Regions from separate parts of the Homo sapiens genome. Here region 1 is linked to region 2. Evidence: read pairs that join two places in POLR2A ChIA-PET (ENCODE). Cell type or tissue: Panc1. All regions are shown on one strand.

What was found. Peaks named below come from ENCODE experiments on the same cell type or tissue, not always from the same donor. Only the 100,000 strongest peaks of a DNase experiment are listed, where the experiment ranks them.
Region 1: POLR2A ChIA-PET joins it to region 2 with 7 read pairs; 2 of 35 experiments call an interaction of 5 or more read pairs at or near these places.

Annotation. Positions count from the first base shown.
Region 1 is chr10:78,703,701-78,708,700 of GRCh38, forward strand. The region is part of intron 1 of LOC105378379 (a long non-coding RNA gene); the gene reads right to left. Among named protein-coding and RNA genes, the nearest start is that of ZMIZ1-AS1, 360 kb to the right of the region's middle. In Panc1, no CTCF peak of the experiment used is centred here; a DNase peak (open chromatin) is centred at 2,731; H3K27me3 peaks cover 176 bases.
Region 2 is chr10:78,538,074-78,543,073 of GRCh38, forward strand. No RefSeq gene overlaps it. Among named protein-coding and RNA genes, the nearest start is that of LINC00595, 270 kb to the left of the region's middle. In Panc1, no CTCF peak of the experiment used is centred here; no DNase peak of the experiment used is centred here.

The sequences.
Region 1 (5,000 bases), 170 kb after region 2:
AGGAAGAGCTATTAGACTGTGAAATAGTATTCCACAGGAAATGGCAGAGGGGGTGCCCTGAGGTATTTAAAGCCTTGCTGGACTAAGTAATAGAAAACGTGTGGTGTATGGAGTGGCCAAGAACTGGCCTCAGGGGAGCAGCTGCTGTGCCCTAATAGGTCTTCACCATAGAGATGTCATTTCCAAGCCCGCCTTAACGTTATGGAGCTGCACTGCTCTTTCCAGGCAAAGAAGGCGTTCACTTACAGCACAGAATAAGCCGCAGGATTTAAAGTAGGCACCGCCATCATATCCTTCACAGGATGGCGATCCCTAACAAACAGATCTGCAGATTCAGTGCAATCCTTATCAAAATTCTAGCTGCATTTTTGTGAAAATTGAGAAGCCAATCCTAAAATTCACATGGAATTGCAAGGAACTCAAAATAGCCAAAAAGACCTTTAAAAAGAAGAAACAAGTTGGAGAACTCTCACTTCCTGATTTCAAAAATTACTACAAAGCTACAGTATTCAAGACAGTGTGGTATTGGCACAAGGATAGATATATAGATCAGTGGAATAAAGTTCAGCATCCATAAATAAAACCCTTACATTTATGGTCAATCGATTTTTGACAAATATGTCAAGACAATTCAATTGGGAAATAACAGTTAAATCAACTAACAGCGCCAGGATAACTGAATATCCACACGCCAAAGAATGAAGTTGGACTCCCACCTCACGTTATATGCAAATGAATTATGGATGAAAATGTAAAACCTGAAACCATAAAACTCTTAGAGGAAATTATATGAATAAATCTTCAAGACTTTGGGTTAGGCAATTGTTTCTTATATATGACATCAAAAACACAAGCAACAAAATGAAAAATAAATAAATTGAGCTTCCTCAAAATTAAAAACTTAAGTGCTGTCAGCAATATTATCAAGAAAGTGAGAACAAAACCTATAGAATGGAAGAAAATGTTTGCAAATAATATATTTGATAAGACATTAGTATCCAGAATACATAAAGAACTCATAGAACGCAATAACAAAAAGACAAATAACCCTATTTAAAAATGAGAAAAGAATTTCAATAGACATTTATCCAAACAAAATACACAAATTTTCAATAAACACATGAAAAGATGCTCAACATGGCTAGTGGTAAGGTATTAGGAAGTGCAAATCAAAACCATAATGACATACCACTTCATATCCACTAGTATGGTTAAAAAGAAAAAGAAAAATAATAACAAGTTTTGGCAAGGGCATAGACAACTTGTAACCCCATTTTTTACTGGTGAGAATGTAGAATAGTGCAGCCACTTTGGAAAACAGTTTGACATTTCCTCAAAATATTAAACATAGAGTTACTAGTAATTTCTCTTCTCAGCATATGCCCAAGAGAATTAGAAAACATTGTACATCAATATTCATATCAACAATATTCATAATAGCCAAAAAGTGGAAACAACCCAAATATCTATCAACTTATGCATGAATAACCACAACGTGTTATATCCATACAATGGAATATTACTCAGCCTTAAAAATGAATGAAGTACTGATACACACTTCAACATGGATGAACCTTGAAAACATCGTGCTAAGTGAAAAAAGCCCATCACAAAGGGACACATATTGTATGATTCCGTTTATGTGAAATGTCCAAAACAGGCAGATTTATAGAGACAGAAAATACATAAGTATTCACCAGGGGCTGAGTGTGGGAAGAATGAGAACAACTGTGAATAGGTACAGGATTCTGGGATCTTCCTAAAACTAGAGAATGGTGATGATTTTACAGTTCTGTGAATATACTAAAACTCAAAAATATTACACATTAAAAGGGTGGATTTTTTGGGTATGTGAATTATATCTCAATTAAGCTGTTATTTTAAAAATACGATACCCATGAAGCTATCATATACTATTTTGGTCTACATCTCTCTTTCCATAAATATTAGTTTACATAAATGAGTTCTAACTTACACAGACGTTTGTATCTTGCCTTACTCTCCGTTAGGTTTTAAGGCTCTTCAGTGTTATTACAAACACTTCATTGATATTATTGTTCACAGTTGCCTAATATTCCATCATATAGTTATAACTATAACTTAATTCTCTACTACTGTGTTACTGGGTGTTTGAATTCTTTTCCCAGGTTTTGTTGTTATAAATAGCATCTTTGTTGAACATCTCTTCATATAAACTCTTATCTGCAGTGTTTCTTTTTTTTTTTTTTTTTTGGATTGCCTTTTTTTTTTAGGATAGATTCCTAAAGTTGAGATTTCTGGGACAAAACAGTCAGCTTTAAGATCCTGCTATCTATGAGCTCGCTTATTTGCTCCAAATTACTCTTTTTGAGATACTTGATGAAGATACACTTAGTTTGCTGGAATAAGGAGTCACACCCACCAGGTGTGAGGGAGAGAGATTGCTGCTATTGAAGTCAGAATTACTCAGTGTCATAGTTCAGCTCCGCCACTTAACACTTTGAGAGATCCTGACCAAGTGACCCCACTGAAGCTCGATTTCCTCTCCTGTAAATATAGGAGGTAATATAGGCACAATAATGCTTAGCTATTGTCAAGAAGATAATATGCATTAAATGTCCAGTGTCCCTCCGTCAAAACTAGGCACTTGTCTCATGTCCATTATTCTTCTTCCTTCTCTTCACAGCCTTCAACTCCATCATAAATATGCACCTTTGGCTTCTGAGTCCTGTATATGTCTGACTCCTAGGATGTGAGTCACCGATCTGGCAGCATGACTAGGTGACATTATGATGCTGTGGACAGCAATGGGCCTGCAACCTGAAGCTCAGGATCCAGGCCCACCCCTCATTAGCCTGTGATCTCAGGAAACCCCTCAACACATTTTGAGTCTGGCCCTCATTAAAAATGGAGGCAAGGAGGCTATTTTACATCAGCCCAGGGGTAGGGGTCAGGCAAGAGGCTGGATGTAGCAACGCGCAATGTACTGCCATGGTCTCTATAAACATCAGTTAGTTTTATTGTCAGCAACTTGCTTTAAATATACTGGGGCTTGCTTCTGTGAACTAACTCATTTCATTTTCTCCTACTAGATTATAGGCCCATAGACTGACTGGGTAAGCCTCGAATCACTACATACTATAGTAATTACTAATTACATGTTTCTGCCTTCTGTGGCTTATTAGTAAATTGCATGTAGATGGATCTAAAAGTAATTGCCCTTCTTTCATAACTTCAGCAGCCTGCAGAAATCACAAAGAATTACCTTATTTACTTCCTAAGTGATTCCCAGTGGTCATTTATCAAATATACAGAAGAAAAAAATCATACAATCATCAAATATTCTTCTGCTTACTAATGATAGAGAGGGTCACAAGAAATCTTGAATGGAAAAGGCTGTTAAACAGCTGCCGACTAACTGTATGTAAATATCCCCCTGTGGGTAATAGCTTAATTTTGATCATTGTTCAAAAGACCAAGCACTTTAAATTATTAATAGGTGTCAGCTACAAAAGAATGTTTAACTGGAAACTTACAAGAAGAGAGCTTGATCCGTACAAATGACGTGGTGTCTTTCACCCCCCTGGTGTGTGGGAAAGAAAGAGGGGTGGAAAGAAAAGGATAAAAAGCACGATAGGCCAAAAGTCTGCCTCATTTTTTCCCAGAGTGGGGTTTTGTGGCTTGTGGGTGTATTGCTTTACCACCTTGGAAACTGGGCTGGGCTACTTTCATTTATTAGGTTGGCTATACATAGTTTTCCTCTCTTTAAGCAAAGTTGACTCCAACTAAGCCAAAAACTGGAAGCCACTGAGATTACCAGGTTGTAATACAAGCCTTTATACTTTTGCTGTGATAAAAACTTCTTCACATCCAAACACATGGCATAGACACTTTTCATTGTGAACAGCGCTGATGTGATTCTGCTCAAATAAACTGAAGATCCCATTTCAAATGATTCATTTGATAGAAACATCAGGATCACTGATACGTGGATTGACCTCTGTGATCCTTTCCCTAAAAACACATACAGTGGATCATGGGATTGTTGAGTTAATAAGAAAGAAGAAATGGCTTGTTTTTCTGTTTCCTTTTCTTGGTTTTTATGGCAGTATGGACTTCTGGCATTTTGGGTAAGCCATGAGTATTAGAAATGAAAACGAAGGAAGAGGTAGGGCATGAAGGATTAAGGAAAAGGTTCAGGTGTGTATATTATGATCTGCCATGATAAGAAACTCCTTCCTGGTTCTCCTTCCTCCTTCTGTATGCACACCCTCCCTGTCCAGACCTGTAGGATGAAGAGTTAACATGCCCAAGCAGCAACACCACTGAGCACTGAGGAAGCTTTCAGACACGGGAAGGGGCGGGGGGCCACCTCCATCCTTGCCACATTGCCGTTACATTTCTGATGTAGGACAGAAATCATAAGAATGTTGCTAATCAGAGATGCAAACTGCTGATGACAGAACCAGAGCTGGAGCCCAGTAAACAAAGTCCATGGGGATTTTTAACTAGGATTTGTGCTCTGGCCATGTGGGATGGGGTTGGGGGATGTTGCAGGAATAGGTGCCTTGATTGTCCTGAGGCTGTGATAAGAGTCTGGGACAGCCTCACTGGGGCACAAGGCCAAGGCTGTCACCATTCTGGGGGTCCCTTCCCTGCCCTCTCTTGGGCTGTCCTCTCCTCCTGGCTGTGCCGACTCCTATCCCACCATAAATGCATTCATCCTTTGGCTGCCCAACTCCTCTGACCACCCAGGTTGTGAGCCCCATCATCCACAGGGTACTGCTGACAGGATCGAGGTCCCTTGAGCCCAGGCTGAGGTCATAAGTACCATACTGAAAGCTTGCTGTGGTTGTTTTGTAGGTCAATTGAGGCTCCTCCAAAGAGACATAACACTCCTTAGAGAAGGAGAAAGACCACCAACTTTGCACCCTCCTCTGTGCCAGGCCTTGGGCTAGGCCCAGGGAGCTCATAGTCTACTGCTGAAGACAGATGGGTCAGCAACCATGGCACACAGTGCA
Region 2 (5,000 bases):
TATTATCCCCATTTAACAAAATGAGAAAACCAAAGCTCAGAAAATTTAAGTAAATTGCCTGAAGTCACATAGCTAGTAAACAGCAGAGTTATAGTTCAAATCTGTTCTATTTGCTTCCATGCCCAATGCCCTTTCTATCACTCTACAGCTGCCCCCATTCAAGCTGGGAGTCCATGCCCAAGGTCATATCATGGGCAAAGACAGGGCCCAGGCCAAGGGTACTGGAATCCTAAGCCCAGAACACCAGCTCCACAGTCCTACCCAGAAAAGTGAAATTTCCACAGGTGTGATAAACAGGGACTATTTACAATGCTCTGAGTCTTGCCTCAGTGGAAATATTTAAGGTAGTGTCAAAACAAAATCTATTATTTCATTTATGAAGACATTCATAGGGGCTGGGGAAGGATGCAATGAAATATTTGCTTCTGTAACCAACTGGCATTCTCCTGTTTCAGTCCCCAAGTATGTCTGAGGATCTGGGTCCTGAGTGTAAAATAAAACATACTTAATTTTCTCAAATATCACTAGTTAGGAAAAAAGCAAAAGAAAAGCAGAGTAATTTCCTTCCTCATCTCCTGCCGCAGGTGATTGGATTGCAGGATTGCATGGAGGGAGAAGTGATTTTGTTTCTTGGATGGTGAAATTAAGTGAGCACTTCCCAATTTATTCCTAAAAACACGGAGACACCGCGTTTATGTTCCTGAAATGAGAAATCAGTAGAAACACAACTGGGTAAAGAAAGGGAAATTAAAAAGAAAATCACCAATCATTTGATTATATGACAACACGTGAACACTCACATACTTGATTGTACTCTGCAAGTCTGTAGAAAGGAGGATCATTTAAGAAAAAAAAAAAAAGACGCTGGTTTCAGCATGTTTTTTGTAAGGATGGGCTATGGCAGCTGGAAAGCTAAGTGTCCTGAAACAATGGATGGCCCTCACATTTGTGCAAGGTCTTCAGAGTTTACAAAGCGCTTTCAGACGTGTTGTATTTCTCCTCCATGTCCTGGCTTATGCCAGGCTCTCCAGCTCCCCTTTCAACCCACCCTCCCTGTTCCTGCTCCATGCTTTCTGTACCTGGAATGCCAAACTGCCAGATGTCTCATCCCCTAGCTGTGCCATGTGCACAGGTGCCTACCTACACAGGAATCTGCACTGCTGCTTCTCAGCCCCATGCCTGGGTTGCCTCCGTCATGCCTTCCTCACCTTTAAGACTTCCATCACCTCTGGTGCCGCCTCCTGCAGCCTTCCCTGAGTGCTCCCAGCCTTGCCTGGCCACCCTTCTTCCCTGTTCTCCCATGCCCTCTGTATCTCTCAGTCCATGCAGTCACCAGGATCTGAATGTTGACCTTGCTCCTCTCTTGGCTGAGTGTCCCCTGTAGAGCAGGGAACAGCTTCTTCCTAGGCAGACACTGGACCCAGCAAAGAGCGTGGCTTAGAGTCTGTACCCAAGAATTACCGGGCAAATGAATCCCCTGAGGGTGTCATTGTCCCTATTATATCCACCAAGAAGCTGAGGGTCCTGAGGGCTGGGTGATATGTTTTGTGTCCCCAGTGAGTTAGAGGTGGTGCCTAGGCTAAAGTCCAAGTTGGGTAATTCCTGGCATTCCTGTTTGCTATGGAACACGAATTAGATGCCTCGTGGAACACAGAGACTGGGGTGTATTTGAGGTTATGCGTGTTGGTGCTGGGGCTTCCTTCCCCTCTTAGAAGCAGAGTTGTCTTGAAGTTAAAAAACCATGTGATGTGGCCCCATTGCCCAGTATTCTCTGTATTGGAGCGGAAGTACAGGATAAGAGTCTCCACTTTATCAATGCTTATGGACTTCAGAGTGAAGAGATCAACCAGGACCAGATTAAAGGAAATACAGTTAAAGGAATAAAGTTATGTCAACTCCTTTAATTAATGTGTACATTTATAGTCTCAAGTATACAGACACTTTCTATTTAAAAAATAAGATGAAATTATGAAAGGGATAAAATAAAAGTCAAAAGACATGCTTCAAGGAGGAACTAAATAAAATAGTAAGAGCTGCCTGTGGTGGCAAAAGGAAACACAAAAGAGTGAAAGAAATATACAACTCAAATGAGGATTTGACTATATACAGCTGCCAGAGGCTGCCAGTGAATGGCTGGTCAGCAGCATTGCTGGCCTTCCTCCTTGCAGGATGTTCTTGTATAAATCCAGCAGAGCCTTGGTGCAACTCACTTCTTCTGAATGCCTACTATCTGCATGCCCCTGAAGACACAAAGAACCCCAGAAAAATGGCAATAAAACATAATTAAGAAACACCAGGACAATCTTCACTGCACAGTGGGAGCCCAGAAGGAATGATCATCTCTGTCTACAGGAACTTGTTCCCAGAGCAAACAGGCACCTGAGCAACCCAGATGGGTGAGGGTGACAGGTGGAGAGATGGGAGAAAGATCTCCAGCAGAAGCAGCTGCACAGGGGCAGGCAGCAAAGCCCAGAGCTAGGAAAAGGTGTGAGTCATACGTTTGCAGATCTGTAAGAAGTTTATTATAGCTGGAAGGAAAGGCTGAAAAAATGGTGTTGATGCTCAGTCCTGTTTATTGAACACTTAGTATGAGCTGGGACCAGAACTAATGCACCATTCACTGGCCTCACCATCACGACAACAAATGAGGTTGCCACTGTTACTACCCCCTTTTTGGAATGAGAAGATTAAGTCACTGAGGTGGAGTAACTTGCCCAAGATCACAAGGTTGGTGTGGATCCAGGCCCATGTCCATCTCTGTAAACCCATGTTCTAGATAGTAAAATGTCTCCCATGGTGTATCAGTCACCCATGGCTGTGTAACAAATTACCCCAAAACTTAGCAGCTTAGAACAACAGTTTTAAGGTCAGAAAAAGTTTAAGGTCAGAGTCTGAAATCTGGGAGGGGTCTTACTGGGTGGTTCTGGGTCAGGCTCTCTCATGAAGTTGCAGTCAAGATGTTGTCTGAGGCTGCAGGCATCCAAATCTTAATGGGGCTGGGGCACCATACATCCTAGTTCACTTGGTGGCTATTGGCAGAAGGCGCCTGTTCTGCATGATGTGGGCTCTCCATCATGCTTCTGACCTGGCAGTGTGCTTCTCCAGAACAAATGGCCCAAGACAGCAAGCATGACCAAGACACCAATGTCTTTTATACCCCACCCTTGGAGTGCCACACTTCTGCTGGACGCAATCAGTCACACAAACCAACTGTGGTACAGATCCGGGGCTGAATGCTAAAAGGCAGGGGTCCTGGGGGCCACTAAGAGGCTGCCTCCCATGCCTGGGCATCCTAAACTATTTAGACTTTCTGTTCCTACAAGAAATGGGTAAGGGGGGATTGGGATCTGAAGTTTCGGTTCCTCCAGTGGGAATTCCAGGGGCCGAATTTATTATAAAATGCATGTAGAGAGGCCCAGCTTGACCCACAGTGAGAAGTTCAGCTGCTTTTTCCATCCAAACAGCATGTGCAGTAGAATGGCCCTTCCCCTCCCTGATGGCTGCTCGACTGTGCAGCAAGTCTGTCAAAAGATCTCTGCACACACTAGGTGCTCTGTGTTGTGCTGGCTGAGTTGAATCTGGCTACAGCTGCAGCTCTGGGGACCCTGGGCTTTGCAGTCATGTTCAGAACTCCCTCAGACCCATGTGCCCACTTCCTCAGACCAGCTCATATTTACCCTCTGAGGTGGTCACTGACACAGCCACTGACTGCCCTTCTGAGCAGGGGCTCCCTGCAGATCCTCAGCATGCTGGGTGGGCATGAGCAGGCTGCTCTGAAAAGCTTGGCTTCCCTTTCTGAGGATTTTATCAGTATATAAAAATAAACAGAGTTGGCTGACTCCTTGATGTCTCAGGGTTGCATTTTAATTGCTGCTGCTTCCGAGAAGACAGGCCAGCTCCACTTCCTGGTAGACGCCCGCACTCACAGGAACAGAGCTGAACTCTGGGTGTTGGGGCCAGAGCATCCCAGAGTGTGACTGACTGGTTTGCAATTAGCACTTCATTAGAGGGACACCTCTGGTTCACAGGACCAAGACTGGCTCACAGAGCCTGCATAGGGATGAACATCTCCCGCCTGCCCACAGAGTGATCTTTCTAGAACCCGCCTCTAGCCACACTACTTCTTGTTTAAAGTTCTTCTTACCCCTCCCTGCCTTAAGGACCAAGTTCAAACTCTCAGCCCGGCTTACAGGGACTGCCACAATCTGGCCTCTGCCTGCTCCTCAGCTTCATCCACGCCCTCACCCCAACTCCCTGGCCCTGCTTCCTTTATTTTCTACTGCAGTCAGATTCAACTACTCGTAGCTGGTAGATGATCGATGCTGTTTTTCACCTCATCTCTGCCTTGAATGCCCTTCCCTTCCCAAATAACATCTATTCCTGCTTCAGAATTAATCTTCCCCCTCCTGTCTGTTATCTGGGAAGCTGTCCATTAGCCACCCTGAGCTGAATTATAGTCTCCTTTTCTTGCTTCCACAGCAGTGAGATGGTGGTGCTGAGCCCTGAACGCTGTCTGCTTCCTAGAAGTCCCTGGCAGCGTCCCCACCCCCACGGAACCCCCTCACCCATGTTCAGGAAAGCTGCCTTGTGAAGCTGGTCATGTGGGATGTCACCTCAGGAGGGAGGAGTGGCCTGCCCAGCACAGCCCGCAGCAGCTCAGGCAAACACAGTGCACCTCACTTGTCTGCATCACCATGGCCCCTAGGAGTGAGCACGAGCTTCCACAACCTTTGCTGACAAACAGGGGTTCCGCCCAACACAGCCATGATGCCTCAACATCCGGAGAGACCCTGCCTTGTATCAGCACAAGACTCCTGGGTTTAATGATGCTTGACCCTAGCTTCTTTCAAGACTTTGGTCTTCATTTGTGCATCTGCAGGGAGCAGGGAGCATGGAGGGAACAGCAAGGGCTGGGAGTGGGTACCAAGTCAAATTCCAGCACCACAACAGGGAGCCTCGTCTTCAGCCAGTTCATTCAACTCAGGGGGCTTCAGCGTCCT